Linked DNA regions of Mus musculus: region 2 is linked to region 1. Evidence: chromatin loops called from intact Hi-C (ENCODE). Cell type or tissue: heart. All regions are shown on one strand.

Region 1 (5,000 bases):
GGAGAGGAGATGGGGAGAACGGAGGTTACAAGTCAGTCTCTAAACCAAAGAGGCAGGAGCCAAGAGCTAATCCACACTGTTTCTCTGGTCTTCAGGCTTCTTAAGCCAAGCTGACAACAAGGCTCCCCTCCCCCGCAGCACCTTTATCAAAGGCAAACTATTTTCTACATTCCCTTCTTACACAGCCCTGGTTTGCAGCAGATCTGCCGGAGAGATCCAGGAAGCTCTGGCCTGGCCCTCCCTCCCTTCGAGAAAGGAAAGTTCAGGTAGTGAGGGATGCCACACCCGGGGGGAGGGGAGGGCGGATGTGACGGCAGCTTCAGGAATGCAGGGCCCACGCAGGTGCATTGGCACCCATGAGCTTCCTCCTCAAAGCAGCTGATAAAGGAGTCTCGATAGCAGTAATAGCAGCCACCCAACCATCATCCACACAGACTTGGGGCCACAGGTCCACAGTTCTCAAGGTGTGACCCGCTCAGGGCAGAGGCAGGAGAAAGGTGAGATTGGAGGTCCTGTGCTTTCTGGCACATCGGTTTTCAGAGTGGCCCACGGGTCCACTGGCACCTGGAAACCTCGCTAGGGGAATTTCCAAAGTCATATTGTTCTCATGAAGGCGTCGCATCTCACCTTCCTTGTCTCAGAAGCAGATGATGGAGTTTTCCGCAAAAGACAGGACAAATGATGACATCATCTTTACCTGCTTGGAATATGTATTGTGCATTGTTTTAAACGCGTTTCTGGTTTAGTTCCAATACAATAAACACTCATAGGCATTCACAAACTTGGAGGTTCCCTGTAATGTTTAGTTTCAGGGGTCCTGGGACCCAAAGAGCTGTAACTGCTGGGCTGATGCTGTTGACCAGGGTACTGGGCCTGTGGCTGCCCCTCAAAACCACAAATCTTCTTTCCACCACACAGGTATGGGTTGGGAAGGCAGTGTGAGATTCAGCTTGAGGGACAGTCTCTCTCTCTCTCTCCAGGACTTCCACCCCAGAATGGCCAGGGAAACCTTAAAATCGCCTACCAACAGCTGGTGAAGAGATTCGTTCAAGGGGAAAGGGGCTTCTTATCTTTGAAGCTACAGGGTGTAGCCTGGAGAAGCCACAGATTCGGCTCCTCTTGTCCCCAAATACATACATGAGCGCATGACAAGAGCCTGGCTCTCCCAGGGTGAACAAACAACTGAGCAAAGCCAGGGTATCCCCGCCACTGGGTAGCTTTCATTGTACATAGAGTAACGCTGTTTCAAGTGCACGTGCACGAAGGAAAATAGAAAAGCTGAACCCCATCACAGCGGAAAGATGTTAGATTCTGTGGTCCAAGGGGAGAGTGGGCAGGAGTGAAGGCCCCTGATCAGCTAGCTCTTCAGCCCTCTGTGGGGTAGGAGGGTCGTCGAGGGAGACTTTCACTTTTCTCCTAGCACCAGCAAGACCAATGGGTAAACAAAACAGAGAGAGAGGCAGCAGCCTCAGTGTGGGGCGCTCAGAGATTAGGAATTGGTGTTGTTACCCCAGGACACAGCTCGGTCACTGGGGGAACAGAACACAGCCCAGAGGCTGGCGTTGGTGCAAACAACAAACGGGCAAGAAATTGCTCCACAGAGAGACGACTTCAGCCTCAGAGGGCGGATGGTGAGGCCCGCAGGGAGCCAGGGCCTGTGGGGACCATCGCAGGCCTCAGCTCCCTGGTCCTCTCCTGATACCCAGGGCACCCTCGGGACAGGGAAGATCTAGAGCAGTGGTTCTCAACCTTCCTAATGCTGTGACCTCGCATTCTGATGACCTCCAGCCATAAAATGATTTTCCTAGCTACTTAACTGTAATTTTGCTACTGTTATGAATCGCAATGTAAATATCTGTGTTTTAGGTCTCAGGTGACCCCGGAGGAAGAGTCGTCCTGGGGTCAAGAGCCCACAGGTTGAGAAGCGCTGATTGAGACGAAAGTGCAGTTTCCAGGCCTAGACATCCCCCCACCCCCGACCCCCAAGCTTCTCCCTCTAATGACTGCTGCAGAGGCGGGAAAACTTGAAACTCTTTCCACAATAGTTTCAGGGGGCCGCCAAGAAGCCGCAGCATGGGGGGGGGCTCAGGCCGAAGAGGGGCCCCAGATGCCCAGTCACCCCACATCATCACGGCAAGGGAACGGCTGTACACACATTCCAAGCAGGTGACTAGGGCGCGTTAAAGATACGGGCGCTCCCGACCCGACCCAGCCGGCGAAAACGCTCGCGCGCATGCGCAAAATACACACCCTCCTGAACGGCAGTCCAGGTGCGCTCGCGCTTCCGGCCGGCCTTCCCCATCGCCTTCTCGGGGCGGAAACTCTACAGCCGGCGCATGCGTCCTACTGCTCCCCCGGCTCAATCCAGAGAGGCCCCAGAGCTTCAGGTGATCCCGCCCCTCCCTCGCAAGGCAGGACCAATCGCGAGGGCTGTGGGCGGGGCTTCCCAACCACGAGGCCCGCCCACGGGCCGCGCGAGCCCCGCAGGCTGCGTGCCGATTGGCTGACGCCGCGGGCGCAGGTGCGCGCTTCCCATTGGGTGTGGGCGGAGCGCAAGCCGCGCGCCGAAGCTGCAGGTGAGCGCGCGCACGTGCCGCGGCCGCGGCCCAGCTCGGTGCACGAGCGCGCGGGCGCGCGTCCGCGGGGGAGGCAGCGGATAAGGGAGGCTGCGGCGGCTGTAGGGCTGTGCTCCGCCCTCTCCTCACCGCCGCGGCCGCCGCCGCCCCCGAGCCTCGCTGGGAGGGACCGGTGTCCCCGCCTGCTGCACTGGCAGTCCGACCCTCAGGCCGCCGCGGAGCAGCCGGCACTGCGCTGCGGGGAGGACCTCAGCAGGTGCCGTGACGAGGCGCCGTGCGGCGCTTCGAGTCCCGAGCCCGCGCTCCGCGGCCCCGCCGCCCGCGCTCCCGAGGGCCGGCCCCCGACGAGGCCGCCGGCGGCCGGGCACTCAGCATGAACCGCGGCCACCGGCACGGGGCGAGCAGCGGCTGCCTGGGCACCATGGAGGTGAAGAGCAAGGTGCGCGGCCGGGCGGGGCAACGGGGGCGAGGGCCGGTGGGATGGTCGACGCGGGGCTGCCCCGTGAGGACGCAGAGTGGCGGGATGGTGGACCTCGGCTGCCCCTGTGGGAACGCGGGCGGAGGGCGAGCTGCTGGCCGAAGCACGTAGGAGAGAAACTTGGTGGAGCGCGGCGATGTGAGGCGTTTGCGTCTGCTCCGCAGCACAGCCCCTGTTTTCTATCCTTCATATTCCCGCCTTGCTTTTAGGGTGGGATGAGGATCGCTCCAGTGCAAGGTGATGGGATAACTTTGGGGGATCCCTTCACCCCGGGCACGAGCCAGAGGCTTTCGGAACACCTTGTTGTCTTCTCGTATAACCTTTTATTGGGGCTCGGGGGTACATCGAGTGGAGGAGAGCTCTTTTTCCAGCCCTAACTTTGGTATGCGTCTAATCTATGAAATTAGCGCTATCGCCTTACTCTGGTGCTGCGCTTGACAATTTGAGACGCTGCTGTTTTCATTCCGACTCTTCATTCGGAATGCTTTCCCCCTTGGCGGATCTGCCAGTCTTCTGTTAGTGACTTCAGTGTCGGTGGGATTCCTCAATCCCAAGGCCGGGTGAGCAGAGTAGCCCGTGGGGATTAGCTGGAGAATGCCGTCTTCCAAAAGGGGCTTTTCAGATGGAATCTGAAGGTGATCCGTAGCCACCGGAACATGTCGCCAAGCTTCTCCTGACTTTGAACGGCCAGGAGGGGCAGGATTATGTAGCCTGGTTCTCGGAGAGTTCTGAAATGATAAGAAACCCTGCTTTTAAAGGGTGTGACTTCCCCCAAACTCGGCTGTAGGACCAGGTCTTGCCGATGGCTTTTTACTGAGCAACTTGTAAAACGGTGGTAGAGGGCATTGCTGACCGTGAGAATTTAGAGCAAAATTGTGGCTAGACACACAGAAGGAGCGGTGTATCGAACACCCACTGCAAAAATAAGAAGCGTGGTGGTTAAGGGACCCCTGGGGGAATGTCGGTCCGGGAAGTGGGGTGAGTGAGGAAAGCTACCTGGAGCCTTTGTGGTTCCTGGGCTTGAGAGCAAAGTTCTGTAACTAAGAATCACAGATCTACATTTGCTTTTAATTTGGGGGGATTTTTGTTTGTTTGTTTTCTTTTTGTTTTTTTGCTTTGTTGTTTTGTTTGTAATCTCCTCTAACTATTGAGACTAGAACTAGAGAGTGCCAGACACAGTCTTAATGGAGGAGTGGGAGGAATTTATATATCAGATAGGAACTAGATTGAAACACAGGTCTGTGTAATAATAACAGGACTGTTGGTGTTAGAGAGATGGCACTGCATTTATGAATGTACGCTGCTCTTGCAGGACACCCAAGCTCAGTTCGCCGCACCCCTGCCGAGCAACACACACCTGTAACTTTCTTTAAATTTACTATTTTACATGTATAAATGCCTGCCTGTATGTCTGTGTACCACCTGAATGCCTGGTGCTCTAGGAAGCCAGAATCCCAGAGGGAGTCAAGTCGGATCCCCTGGACCTGAAGTTAAAATAGTGAGCTACCTTGTGGGCGCTGACCCAAACCCAGAGCCTCTGAGTGAGCTGTGTTGCATTTAACCACCGAGCCTTCTCTCCAGTTCCAGAACATCTGGTGCTCTGGCTTCCCATGGCACCGACACATGGCATACATAGACGGAGCTGCCGGCATACACATAATTGTTTTAGAGTAAAACTGTATGATAGTTTAAGGAACACACCCTTCCTGGCTGGGTTCTGCACAACAGCAAATAAAGTGACTTGTTAGTATAGGGAGATGACTGACTCCAGAAATGTCTGTCTTTTTCTCTAACCATTTGTAGCTGTCAACACACAAGCTTTCTCCTGGCATCTCTTTGTAGTTTGGCTTGTGGGACTTGAGGTGAGGAAAGAAAACCACTTGTGATGCTGCATAATACCAACACTCAGTTTTATGGTCCTGATCTCGGTAGTGAGCCTTTACATG
Region 2 (5,000 bases), 400 kb before region 1:
AATAGAGATTCAGTGGGGTTTGGGACGAACTGCCTGGCCCCGGTCTACACAGCTCCAACTTACTTTCTTACTTTCTTTCTCTCTTTCTTTCTTTCTTTCTTTTTTTAAAGATTTATTTATTTATTATATCTAAGTATACTGTAGCTATCTTCATACACTACTACAGAAGAGGGAGTCAGATCTCATTACAGATGGTTGTGAGCCACCATGTGGTTGCTGGGATTTGAACTCCAGACCTTCGGAAGAGCAGTCGGGTGCTCTTACCCACTGAGCCATCTCACCAGCCCCCCTTCCTTCCTTTCTTAAGATTTATTTATTATTATATCTAAGTACACTGTAGCTGTCTTCAGATGCACCAGAAGAGGGCGTCAGATCTCATTACGGATGGCTGTGAGCCACCATGTGGTTGCTAGGATTTGAACTCTGGGCCTTCGGAAGAGCAGTCGGTGCTCTTAACCACTGAGCCATCTCTCCAGCCCCAGCTCCAACTTTCTAATGTCTCTCATTTAGAGCAGGAGCCTCCACCCTCCCCCAAAACTACAGCAGGTTTCCACCTTAGTGTTTTTTTCTTCAACTAACATGAGATCATAGAGGGGCTCAGTGGATAAGTGTGATGGTTTGTATGTGCTTGACTCAGGGAGTGGCACTATATGGAGGTGTGACCCTGTTGGAGTAGGTGTGACCCTGTTGGTGTGGGCTTAAAGACCCTCATCCTAGCTGCCTAGAAGCCAGTCAGTATTCTGCTAGCAGCCTTCAGATGAAGATGTAGAACTCTCAGCTCCTCCTGCACCATGCCTGCCTGGATGCTGCTATGCTCCCGCTCTGATGATAACGGACTGAACCTCTAAACCTATAAGGCAGCCCCAATTAAATGTTGCCCTTTATAAGAGCTGCCTCGATCATGGTGTCTGTTCACAGCAGCAAAACCCTAACTAAGGTGTTTAGAGTACTGGCTGCTTTTTCAGAGGACCTAGTTCGATTCCCAGCACCTGTATAGTGACTCACAACTATCTGTAACTCTAGCTGCAAGGAATTTGACACCCTCTTCTGACCTCTGCAGACACCAGGCATGCAGACAATCATGTAGGCAAAACACCCACACCACGCACTAAAACAAAACAAAAACGGAACACTAGAATGTACAGATAACTCTGGACCATTGCTACTCAGTACAGAGGTCACCAGCACAGGAGAGAACTTAAATATTAAACTTCAAGCTAAGTGTGGTGGCTCACACCTGCCATCCCAGTGGAGGCAAAGGAGGTCAAGGCTGCCCTGGGCCACATGGGACTGTCTCAAAAACAAACAAGAATGCCGTAGAAATGTTCTCAGTGGCACAAGCCAGGTCCCTGGGAGCCACATGTGGCTGCTGTGACACAGGGAGAGGCTGTTCCAGGCATACCAGAAAGTTCTGTCAGACAGCACTGCCCCAGTCCTCCCCCACAAAGCCACCTCATTCTTGTACATTCTCTGCAGGGACCACACCCCTGTGATGTCACTAGCGCTGGTGCGTGTCCACCTGTCTCTGAGTCTTTGCAAATGAACTGGTATTTCTAGGCCAGAGATAGCAAAAGATTATTTTATTTATTTATTTATTATTTATTTATTTATTTATTGAGTCAGGATTTCACTATTATAGGCCAGGCTGGTCTTGAACTCAGAGAGTTCTGGTGTTAAAGATGTGTGCCACCATGTGCTGAAACCTTGAACTTGAGCCTTCTGTGACCACCTCCTGGGATCACAGGCCCGAGTCACCATGCAGTTACTTAATGAGGTCATTTCTCTCTCATGCTTTGCAAAGAGGTTGCAAACTTGCTATGACATAGGCACTGGGGCTCACTCATTCTCCAGTGAGTGCTTTAGAAGAAAAGAACTGCGTCAGGACAGGGATAGTGGCACAGGAAGATATGGACGCTACGCAGGAGACATGGACCCCAGATGATCTCAGAAGACCCTGGAGGGAGGTGAGAGGCAGTCTGGGCTCTGTGACAAGATGGCTTCCTCATGGAACATTGTATTTGCACACTATCGAATCCAGTGGAGGGATGCTCTCTCTCTCTCTCTCTCTCTCTCTCTCTCTCTCACACACACACACACACACACACACACACACACACACACACATTTTGTCTTTTGACCAGGGTCTCACTATGTAGTAGCTAAGGCTGGCCTTGAAAACCCAAAGCAATCCCCCTGCCTCAGCTACGAAAAGCCACTAAGAGGAACAAGAATCTCCCACCAACAGACAAAGGAGCTCGACCTTTGTGTAGTCATTCACCAAACCTTTTCTGGCCATGGATTTGGACCCCAGAGACACAGCAGGCCACTGTGCTCGCTGTGTCAGGGAATCATGATGGTCTCCTGTCCAGTAGAGTCCTGGTCAGGTCCTCCCTGACTCCTGAATGTCTCTCCCTCCCTGGCCTGTGCCACAGACCACATCCCACTGGGAGCCAGAGGGGTCCCCTTAGAGGGTCTATCCTGTCTCCTGTCCCTCATTACAGCTGGTTATGTTATGTCTTTGATGGTCAGCAAGGCTGTTGGTGATATGGCCTCTAACAGAACACTGCAGGGGCGCAGCCTTTGTCTGGGCTCACTGCTTGGTATAGACCTACCGGCTGTGCCTCTCTCCACTCCCATCTGCAACGCTCAATATTCAGACCTCCCCCCCCCGCCCCCCAGCAGCGACCCAGTGTCTTCCCTATGTCCTGTGTCTCTAGCATCTGAACTAGTTAAAAAAGTTTGATGGACGGCTACACGAAGGCTGAGAGCCTCTTCCCATCCCGTGGACAGCTGTACCTCTTGTGGCATGCTCATGTCCCACAGTGCCAGGCTCTACTACTCAAAAAGATACTCAAGTCACTCCTGCAGTCCCAGGCCCTGCCACGAGATGGCAGCATGCACACAGGCAAGTTTCACAGACAGCTGGTATGCGGAGGAGGCCAATCTCGGACTGAAGACTGTTGATCACACTGGGGAAACTGAGGCCTGAGAGAGGAGGCCTGGTGGTTTCCCTCTCTGCTTATTTCCCTTAGTTGGGAATGAAACAAAGTGCTCTACCCCCCAGCAAAGCTCAGGCGTGGTGCACGGGCTCTGGGAGAAGTTGTGAGCCACTGAGGGCTGTCCTCAACAGCCTGCTGAGTAGCATTTCTAAGGCTTTGCCACCTTAAGCCCTGTGTGGGGCTGTAGGGAGGTGAGTCACCCCTACCTGTCAGGAGAAGGCCAACAGGGCCCAGAGACAGGATATCCCACATCCCTATGCTATATGCTGAAGGGTCACAGAAATGGCTGGAGCACCCTTGTAAGGAGGGTCCCTGGCTGTCCCATCTGTACTGAGTCACAGCTGCTGCTTGCAGGCTGGGGGTGAGGGTGGGGAGGAGGGGGCTCAGCTTCAGCTTCAGCCTCCTCCTCCTCCTGCAGATGGGCTAAGTCCTCCCACAGCAGAGTGTATACAACCCATACTGGAAATGCCTTAGCAACCATCACAGCCACAGCTACCACACCAGAGAGGCCAGTTCAGGGACCCAAGTTCAGAGGAAGAACTGGAAATTGGAAGCGCGGTGTGAAGTCTCTGGTTTTTACACATTAGGAATGAATTCACTTTAAAGGGACAGCTGGGGTCTGGTAGCACAGGCCTGTGATTCCAGCTGCTCTGGAGGTTGAAGTAGGAGGATCAAGGCCAGCCTGGGCAACTTGTCAACACCCTGTCTCAAAAGAATAAAAAAGAGGGCTGGGGTGTAGCTTGCTGGCAGAGCTGTGGCCAGTGTGGGCAAGGCCAGGGTCTCCCGACTACAGCACTGTCACAAGAAAAGAAAAGAAGAGAAGAGAAGAGAAGAGAAGAGAAGAGAAGAGAAGAGAAGAGAAGAGAAGAGAAGAGAAGAGAAGAGAAGAGGAAAGAAAAGAGGCACACCAGGCACACCAAGCACACCGCAGTAGTGCTGAGCTAACCCATTCTTGGTTGGTCTGGCCACACCAGAGACCTTTGCAGCCCAGGTTCCTCCAAACATGAGGTTGGGACAGGAAGCAGGGAAGGAACTGGGTCTGGATAGGGCTGTGCCAGCTGCTCGGGCCTGGTGGGGCCTCAGAGCCCTGAGGGAGGGCTGGCAGCCACAGCGAGGTGACAGGCATGGCCTATTGAGCAAAGAACCTGGGGAGAACAACGATCCTCTGGCCTCCCCGTGGGACAGCTGGGTCAGCCGTGGGTGGGTGAGCCTGGCAGGGAGGCTGCCATGGGGCCAGCTAGCCCAATCTGGAGGCCAGAGCGCCAAGCTCTGTGATGAGGTGGAGTCTGGTCTCCAGGGCCTGAGTCACCCCTTGAGTCCCCGTGTGACCCAAGTCACCTTTCTCTAGACTCAAGTTTACTGTTAGAGCTGATTATAACCCCAAGGCTTGGGAGACTTTCTCCACCGCCATTGCTTCAGTGTGACGACCCTGAGCTGACTCTTAGATCTCCTGAGCCCCGGTCTCCTAACCTGTGATCGCAAACAGTATGGCTCACCTCCCACAAATTATCAGGGGGATCAAACGAGTATAAAATATGGCTCAGAGACAGCAGAGGGCCGGCTAAGGTCACACAGCAGATGCTCGCGGTACTGAATAACCCTCCCCAGGTCTTGCTGTGTCTCCCCAGAACCCTGAAATGTTGGCAGGAAGCTAAGGCACAGAGCCAGTTTGCCCCAAGGCCACACCCAGCCAAAACAACGAGAGTAAAGAGAGAAGTTGGGCCATGGAGATGGCTCAGTGGTTTAAGGTAGTTACTACCAAGCCTGAAGACCTGAGTTCAATACCCAGGACCCATCTGCCAGGAGAGACCTGTGACAGTCAGCGAACCCCAAGTTCTGACCTTCACATGCAAGTTGTGGTGCACAGTAGATAGATAGATAGACAGACAGACAGACAGACAGATAGATAGACAGATCCCTCCCTGGAGGGGCTGACATGGGGGTGGGCAGCAGGGACAGAAGGATGACAGGCCAGGTGAGATGGGCTTTCAGGTCAGGAGT

What was found. A loop is a pair of places that touch in the nucleus more often than their neighbours do. Peaks named below come from ENCODE experiments on the same cell type or tissue, not always from the same donor. Only the 100,000 strongest peaks of a DNase experiment are listed, where the experiment ranks them.
Region 2: it touches region 1 in a loop (2.3-fold over the local background); 12 of 42 quality-filtered maps call a loop at or near these places.

Annotation. Positions count from the first base shown.
Region 1 is chr2:168,078,345-168,083,344 of GRCm38, forward strand. Pard6b (par-6 family cell polarity regulator beta) reads left to right here and starts at 2,660. Exons shown (of 3, transcript NM_021409.2): 1 at 2,660-3,015. The coding sequence starts at 2,950. It overlaps Gm39990 (a long non-coding RNA gene), which reads right to left and starts at 2,382. Exons shown (of 2, transcript XR_867010.1): 1 at 2,156-2,382; 2 at 68-1,416. In heart, no CTCF peak of the experiment used is centred here; a DNase peak (open chromatin) is centred at 2,397; H3K4me3 peaks cover 3,885 bases; H3K27ac peaks cover 3,811 bases; H3K27me3 peaks cover 789 bases.
Region 2 is chr2:167,682,444-167,687,443 of GRCm38, forward strand. No RefSeq gene overlaps it. Among named protein-coding and RNA genes, the nearest start is that of Cebpb, 4.0 kb to the right of the region's middle. In heart, a CTCF peak has its summit at 2,886 (motif pointing right); DNase peaks (open chromatin) are centred at 2,878, 3,285, 4,176, 4,888 and 1 weaker place; H3K27me3 peaks cover 1,123 bases.